Regions from separate parts of the Homo sapiens genome. Here region 2 is linked to region 1. Evidence: read pairs that join two places in POLR2A ChIA-PET (ENCODE). Cell type or tissue: HepG2. All regions are shown on one strand. Each heading gives the region's core, and the rest is flanking DNA. Links, peaks and the distances in the headings are about the cores only.

Region 1 (4,389 bases), core at 153-4,152:
TTCTTTATCTTTAGAGAACTATATTATATAAAGTTTGGAAAACAGGAAAGAGAGAATAAAAGTCATAATTCCGCCCTCCTAACACAACCACCATCTTCATTGTGTATTCTCTTGCACTGAAAGCATCCAGAAGACCACACTGTGATCCTTCTTACCTGCTGTATTAGTCCACTTTCATGCAGCTGATAAAGACACACCCGAAACTCGGAACAAAAAGAAGCTTAATTGGACCTACACTTCCACATAGCTGGGGTGGCCTCAGAATCATGGTGGGAGATGAAAGGCACTTCTTATACGGCAGTGGCAAGAGAAAAATGAGGAAGATGCAAAGGTGGAAACCTCTGATAAAACCATCAGATCCCATGAGACTTATTCACTACCATGAGGACAGTATGGGGGAAACCGCTCCCATGATTCAAATTATCTCCCACTGGGTCCCTTCCCACAACATGTGAGAATTATATCAAGATGAGATTTGGGTGGGGACACAGAGCCAAACCATATTACCTGCCTTCCCTCCACCATCCTCTCAATTGTTTTACTGGATTTTTATCTGGCTAACAAAAACAAACAGGCAAAAAACAAAAACCACAACACATACACACACACACACACACACACACACACACATACACACACACACATACATCACATCACATGAAACAGAAAAAGGCAAGATTTAGACTCCATATAGCAAATGGATTTATGCTACGGCGTGGCTTTTATCCATTGTGAATGTGCTTCCTAAACACTTGGTTCTTGACTAATGTGAGCGTTATCAGGACAGGACCTGGAAAACCCTCAGTGAGTTTTCCCCCACCCATATTGAATCCCCTTGGGCCATCACATCTGGATTGGTGGTCTGTTGGATGCTATTCAGTCATGAGTTCCTAACAAGAGACCTGAAAAAAGGCAACCATAAAGAAGGGATGGAGGGATGAGTTGGCCAAGAAAAAATTGTCTGATGTGTCCAGCATATTTCTCTTTGGGAAGCCCAAGGCTGAGCATGGACCTCCATAGCATTAAGGAGAAAACAACCCAGCAGAAATACATCGTTTTCTGAAATATGTGGGAAGGGGACACTTAAGAGAAGTGAAGACAAAGCATGACACTGCTTCACAAAGAGAATAATAAAACTTGAAGCTCTTTGCCCCAAGAGGTACTTCATATGGACAGAAAATAAAAACAAATTCAAAGAGCTTTGGGTGTTGAGGGTTGGGGAGGTAGGAGTGCCAGATAAAATATAGGACATCTGGTTAACTTTTCATTTCAGATGAATAATAAGTAATTTCTTTTTTTTAGTTTAAGTATGTCCTATCTATTCTTTGTATACCATATCCTGTATTTTTTAAATGTGTGAGGTTTAAGGTATCTATTTTTAAAAATATCTTTATTGAGATACAACTCACAAATTTAAAAACGTACTCATTTAAAGTGTGATTGTGCCACTGCACTTCAGCCTGAGTTGATCTATTCCCTTCAAAAGCCTGTCCCCAGCATTCCTTTGTCATCTTCATTTTCCTTACAATGGAAACTCCATAGCTCTCTGGGTGTGGTAGCTCACACTTGTAGTCCCAGCTACTTGGGAGGCTGAAGTGGGAGGATCACTTGAGCTCAGGAATTTGAGGCCAGCCTGGGCAATATAGTGAGACCCCATCTCTAAAAAAAAAAAAAAATTCTTAGTTTCCCTTTTCTCCTCTCTCTGCCCTCTTCCCCTTCCCCCTACACTTTGACCTGCATGACTTACTGATGAATGATGAATGGAGAGGGATGGAAATTTTGTTTATCAGCTCTCCCAACACTGCATGCTCTTCCAGGGCAAATGACCGTGCTCACTTGTCTTTAAGTGCTTTTTACCTCCCTGTACATATTCTGGCAACTTCTGTCACTTTGGGGGTGAGGATTTCCCCATGGAAGTTCTGTGTGAGAAATCATGTTTAATGTGTGATTCTGTACAGATGGGTGTGTAGGAAATATGACCGGCATACGCACTGACGTTGACCCATACAAGTCTAGGCATCTGTTAAGTGTTTGGCCCTGTCCAGGAAGTAGCCGGGCCATAAAATCTGATATGGGGAGGAAGCTTGACCATGGGAGGGGCCCCTTCACAATAGATTCTGCAGGGACAGTGGGGGGAGACAGGAATGCTAGCTAGGCTGAGTGTCTGAGCAAATGTGGACAGCCAAAGGGAGCCTTGGCCAAAACTCTTCTCTCCTCTGTCTCCAGGAATTGGAAGTGTCCCACTGAGGTGTCACCGTGAGTCCATCCAAACCTTACTGAATTACTACCTCCATTTTAAGGTGTAAGGTGTTCAGAGAATGTTTGTGACTCAATAGTTCTTAACATTTTAGTTCTTCAATTTTAAGTGTGCCAGCTTATGAAATAAAACACATCTGTTAGCACATTGATTTTGGAAAATTTCCACTGATAGTTGTGAGGGCAGACACAGACGGTGAGATTATAAGATTCTTTTTATTCACAGGGACTTCTTAAAAATCTAGCTTGTTTTCCGTTCTCCTTGATGCCTTGTTCATGACAGGTGCTTGGCAAATATTAGTTGAATGGCTGAATAAATATATGTATGAGTGAAAGGCAGACATCAAAGTCTTCCTGGATGAGGTCAAGAGCAGCCTGGGTAGTGTAGCAAGACCCTGTCTATACCAAAAACTTTAAAAGGCATATCTGTGGTCCTAGCTAGCCTGTGGAGGCTGAGGCTGGAGATTGCTGAAGCCTGGGAGGTTGAGAGGCTACAGTGAGCTGTGATTGCGCCAACGGACGGCAGCCTGGGCAACAGAGTGAGACCCTATCTCAACAAACAAACAAACAAACAAACAAATCAAAAAAATGTTCCCAGATATTTGAGAATGGAATTTGAGATCAGGAAACAGGCCATCGTGTGAAAAGCCCCAGAGCAGTCATAGCTTTGCCACATAGAGTCTTGTGATTGGAACATGTCACTTAAACTCCATGACCTTCAGCTTCTGTGGCTGTAAATGGGAATCACCTCCTGCCATAAGTGGTTTTGAGAATCAAGTGAAATTTCAGATCTGAAAATGCTTTTCTGACTATAGGCTGCTGTATAGATCGAGGATAATCTGATAGCGTTCAAAACCCAGTGCTCACCACCTCCAACCTCGTGATCTTGCTCGAGTTAGTTAATCTACACAAGCCTCGGTTTTTTCATCTACAGAATGAGAATAATAATCACACCAACCTCACTGAATTGTCTTGAAACTTACATGAATTTATATGCACTCGAGAGCACAGAGGTGAGCTCACGTGACTTTCTCTTCCCTGGGTTGCCATCCTCTGCGTATTTTCTTTTTTTTTTTTTTGAGACAGAGTCTCAGTCTGTCGCCCATGCTGCAGTGCAGTGGCACAATCTCAGCTCACTGCAACCTCCGCCTCCCAGGTTCAAGTGATTCTCCTGCCTTCGCCTCCTGAGTAGCTGGGATTACAGGCGTGCACCACCACACCCGGCTAATTTTTCTTTTTTTTTTTTTTTTTGTATTTTTAGTAGAGACAGCGTTTCACTATGTTGGTCACGCTGATCTCGAACTCCTGACCTTGTGATCCGCCTGCCTTAGCCTCCCAAAGTGCTGGGATTACAGGCGTGAGCCACTGCACCCAGCCTCTCTGCATATTTTCTAAGTAGCTTGTTATTCTGCATTGCCCAGACTTGTTTCTCTGCCAACCCACCAGTCAGTAAGTAAATTAATTAGGTGATAAGTGATTCCTTGATCTTTTTATTATTACTATTTGGTTATGATGATTAAAGCAGATGGTCATCTGATTGGGCATAGGTCATGCATGCAAAGCAGCTGCAGTGGTATCTCAGGATTGTTTCCTTATCAGAGACCTGCCATCCAGGTGTTTCCTCATCTTAGGAGCCGCCCTCTAGGTTTCCTCAAATTGTGTCTTTCAGATGAGACCCACCCATCGGAGCCAGGCTTTGAAGGAACTGACCGCAGTGTGCATGAGGAAGTACTTCACGGTGATGACCCTCGCCACCCTCTCAGGAAAACACAGTGACCTCTCCCCCAACATCCCCTTCCCACTCCCAGGTCCCCCGGCAAAGGCAGAAGAACCAAGCAAGCCTTTCCACCAAAGCAGCCATGAACCCCATTCTCATCCTTTCCAAGAACTCTCTGCTATACCAGATAGGGGTTTGGGGTTCTGTTTTCCATTTTTTAAAAAAATCATTTCAAGACTCTTGAACAGTGTGTCGGTTTACACTATTCTATCTTCTTAAGCCACCATATCAACATATTCACTCTGCTTCCTTTCTTTTCATTTGGCAGATGCCACACTTTTAATGGCAGCAATAAAAGGTGTTTCTATCAATGCCAGGTGGGCAGCCCTGACCATCTAAAGCCTCGGAGAGGGTTA
Region 2 (4,389 bases), core at 243-4,242, 56 kb after region 1:
TTCACAAATGCTGGTTCATGTTATTATTTTTACTATATAAATTCAAGAGAACCACCTATAACGCACACACCATATGTGAGTTTGAGGCAGAAAATCGAGAGAGTGAGCCAAGGTGGCAAAGCACCACGTTTTGATACTCAAACATCTTTAGAGAAGGGCTCTGTCATTCTGAGGACTGCAAGCTGCTCCCACACTCTCAATATGACCTTTGTCTAGGGTCTTATCATTTCCAGAGCTCCTTCCTCTCCATTTCATCTGATCCTCACCACAGCCCTATAATGTGGGCAGGGTGAGTATGCTTCCTGTACCCCATGCGTAGAGGAGAAAAACAAGTCTCAGAGAGGTTAAGCAACTTGCTCAAGATCAAACAGCTTGAAAGTGGCTGAGCAGGATCACAAATCCAGGGCCGCCTGACAGGGCTGGAATGAGAATAAAGCAAGTCAGAAGCCTAGCGTGTGCAACTTCGGGAGACACTCATTCGTAAGACCCTGAGAGTAAGTATCTCTTCAAATTTTGCCCTGCTGTCTGACCCCAAGCCTTGGGCCCTTCCTAGAGCACTGAGGCTGAGCCAATTGTGCAGACACTGCACAGAGGAGGTCAGCCCAGCAAGAACTCACTCCCAGCTCCTTGGGGTGGCTGGATCTACTGGCTGAGCTGAACATCTTCCTGTGGAGCTCCAAGGACCACTTCCCAAAAAAGTAGAATGGAACAGAGGGTGGAAGTGGTGCTGCGACAGCCATGTAAGGCTTCCATGCACCCTTGAGTTTGAGGGCCAGTAAAGAGGGGCTGGGCCAGGCAGCCCTTCCCCAAGGCCCCTCTAAGCCCTTATCAGCCCAGGGGAGGGATAGGCCAGGACAGGCAGGCAAGCAGCCCACAGGGGTGGCTCCCAGGACAGTGGCTTCTGGATGCTGGCCCACCAGACAGTCAAGGCTCTCCACTCTCCGGCCGCTCAGAGCCCAGCTAGCCCCCAACTCGGCCTCCCTTTACCTCCCACAGGGCGTAGGAGGTACTGACTAGCAAGGAGGCTTATTTTAAATCTGCAAAAAGAAAAACTTTTCTAATGCAGATGATTACACTTACTAATTAGTCAACTTCGTTGTGCCTGGGTTACTGCAAATTTAGCTTTCCTGCAGAAACAGCACCTGTTCACTGAGGGACAGTATTAGGTAGTAGGAAACTGTGCAAGCTTGAGAGCCATTGGGGTGGGATTCAAGCCCCACATCCCCTGGGCAAGTCACTCACCTGCTCTGAGACCATTCCCTCCTTCTATAAAAGGGGACTAGAACAGTACCTGCATCATCCAGTTGTTGCTATTACAAAGACCAGCCACAATTTATTAAGTGCCTATAATGGGCCAGGTACTGAATTTCTTTTTCTTTTCCTTACATGTATTAACACTCACGACAACTGTATAGGTTTGTCTTTTTGAAGTATAACTTACAGTGAAGTGCTCAAATCTTCAGTGCACAGGTCAATGAACTTTTACATGTATTCTCTATCCTCTAATCAAATATCAATTATCATAGATCACTGTTGCCTGTTTATGAACTTCATACAAATGGGCTCATGCAATATGTGCTCTGTTGTGGCTGGTTTCTTTCATTCAACTTTGTTTTAGCAATTCTTCCACATTGTTGTGTACCAGTTATTTGTTCTTTTATATAGCTGCATAGTATTCCATGATGTGACAATCCCACAGTTTGTTTGTTTATCCATTGACCTAGGTGTCATTATCATCATCATTATCACCATCATCCTATTTTACAAATGAGGAAACTGGGATCTGAACTTCTTACTAAGTGTTTAGCTTGAAGTCACAGAGTGACCTTGAGGCCAAACAGGGACTTGAACCCAGGTCCCTGTAACTCCAAAACCAGCTCCTTACCACGGACAATAGAGCCTCCCATAGCTCTGGAATACTGGGATTGGCGGAAATGAATGCTGACCTGTGTGGTCATGAGCTCCTTCTCCCTGAGGTACATTTGGAGTCAGGGGGAAGCTACCTGCCTGGCTCCAGGTGCTGAAAAAATTGCCTTAGTTTTGGCGATTGCCCATATTTATTTTCATTGCAACCCAAGCTGATAGCACAGGTACAGTCATCACTCACAGCCCTGTACTTTGAGACCTGGGCTTTGCCAACATTTCAGAACAACTGCAAACAGCTTCAATGTGGAGGAGGCATCCTTGTCCACTGACCAGCAGCTGGCTCTTATGGGCAGCCCCTGCCCTGGCTCCTCAGAGTCTGGTTTTCTATGATGGTAACTCAGCTGTAACCATCTGGGACTCCCACAGAAAGCATTGTAGGCCAGGTTTCTCAACACCAGCCTTACCTATCAAGAGGTGAGACCCCCAGTGCTGACCTTATTCAAGAAAAGGCTGAGATTTTGCCTTGCTTTCCAACCTTCAGAATCTCTGCCTTCTGCCCAGCAGGCAAGTGGCAGGCCTTAGAAGGGCCACCTGCAAGGCAGCAAGGGGGTGACCAGGGGCCTGGCTAACCTCCCCACCTCCTCCCCCTCTGAACTCAGGTAGCCTCCAGTCAGTCCACCCAGACATGATTAAATGGTTGGCTACACACAGGGGTGGAAGACCCCGGGGGAAGAAGGGCATGGAGCCAACTCCCTGAGGCAGCCCTAGGGCACCCTTTGGTCTGTTGATCATTAACAGAAGCCACCTCATGGCAGGCAGAGAAGGGGAAAGTCCAAGGGGATGGCCTACCCCCTCCTCCCAGACTCCGTCCTCCAAATGTGCCAATGCAGGGCCTCATGGGAGGTGAGGTCATGGCACTCAACGGAGGGGGTGTGTGCAGAATCATCTAATCCAACTCGTTGCCTCCTGTGTTCATGCAGAATCTCCACAAAAGGCCAAGGGAGAGGGCAACTAACACTGATTGATTTGCAGTTACTGTGTGCCAGGGACTGCTCCAGTGTCCCAGCCTACAACACTCTAGCATAGTGATGGAGGTCGCCTGCCTGGGTTCAAATCCTGACACCGACTCCCTGTATGACAAATTAGTGAATTTCTCTGCACCCCAATTTCTCCATCTATACAAAAGGAACAGTATAGAGCTTCCTCCGTGGGGTCATTATGATCATTCAATGAGTTAACACACAGGAAATTCTTAGAGGACTACCTGGCACTTACAAAGAGCTGTCATGACTAATGGCTCGCTTGATCTCATAGTAACTCCTTGAGATACAGCTGAAAAATCCAAGGTTGAGTCATTTATCCAAAGCACAAGCTGGTAGAAGGGGAGCTGGGATTTGAACCCTGGTCCAAGGGCTCCATTCAACACCCCTTCTTCCTTCACGCCCTGGATCCTTCCCCTGCCATGACCCCTGCCTCTTCGGTAACCAGTGCTTCGTGATCCAGTTGACTGTAAAACCCATCTTCAGACTAACCCACAATCTCAGTTGGCCCTCAAAGCCCTCCTTTCATGAGTGTCACTGAACCATAGCCTTCCTCCTGAGAATGAGGCCTCCAGGCCAGGAAAGGCATTGCTCGGTGGCCAAAATAGCTCATTTCTTTGAGCTGCTCCAAGAGAAGATCTTCATCCAACAGCCAGAGAGTGGGTTGCAGGGCCAGTAGCCACAGAGGCCCCACCCATCCATGGCAGACCTGGTGCAGGCCCCTAAACCCAGCCTTCAAGACACCCTGGCCTCCAGGGTAAGGGGTGGAGAAGAAGGCTTTGTGCCCCAGGATTGGCCTGGCCTTTCCTGACCCACTTCCCTCGTGAAAGCCTTCCCTTCAACTCCCTCAGCATAGTTCCTATCCTTCCTAGCTGCAGAGGAGCTCAGAGATAGGGGTTTCTTGCCAGTTCTGGGCTCACACTTCCCTGGCCTCCCTGCCAGACTACAGCACAGGGCTGCTGCTGAGGCCCCTTCTTCTAACATCCTGGAGAAATAATGGGCCTGAAATATTCTGCTGTTCCCTTTCCCAAGGGCCATCTCCTCTAACTTTAAGGACTCAATGGGACACAACCAGGCTCTTGTGGCCACCACACATGGGCCTGGGTTACCTAAATCCCAGCCTGAGTGAGTTCCCCAGGGAGACACTTAGGTAGAGGTAAAGGGTTAAGACCCGGGGACATGGAGCTTCCCCACATGATAAGGAGTCTCCCCTGGGCTTTACAGCCAACCCCCACCCTCCAGGGCCTCCAGTAGTCAATGTCTCTATCTTGGTTAGACAAAGTCAAAGGACTGACTCAGTCAAAGGACTGTCTCCTCTAGAGGAAATTCAGGGCTGGCCAGGAGGTACGCCTGGGCCTCTAGGAACCTAACCAGCGTCACCATGAGAGGGGAAGTTAGAAAGGTGTCTGCCACATGCTCAGGTATGCCTGCAGGGAATGAGCTCAAGGTGAATGATTAAATGTCTTTTTTGCTTTTACTCCGA

Evidence for each region. Peaks named below come from ENCODE experiments on the same cell type or tissue, not always from the same donor. Only the 100,000 strongest peaks of a DNase experiment are listed, where the experiment ranks them.
Region 2: POLR2A ChIA-PET joins it to region 1 with 20 read pairs; 24 of 35 experiments call an interaction of 5 or more read pairs at or near these places.

Annotation. Positions count from the first base shown.
Region 1 is chr14:68,725,883-68,730,271 of GRCh38, forward strand. LOC105370547 (a long non-coding RNA gene) reads left to right here and starts at 2,141. Exons shown (of 4, transcript XR_007064227.1): 1 at 2,141-2,256; 2 at 3,926-4,389. In HepG2, for the core only: no CTCF peak of the experiment used is centred there; a DNase peak (open chromatin) is centred at 2,599.
Region 2 is chr14:68,781,942-68,786,330 of GRCh38, forward strand. No RefSeq gene overlaps it. Among named protein-coding and RNA genes, the nearest start is that of ZFP36L1, 8.9 kb to the right of the region's middle. RefSeq lists enhancers at 2,584-2,728, 2,873-2,932, a cis regulatory region at 2,650-2,663 and silencers at 4,175-4,244, 4,265-4,314. In HepG2, for the core only: no CTCF peak of the experiment used is centred there; DNase peaks (open chromatin) are centred at 2,150 and 2,730; H3K4me3 peaks cover 686 bases.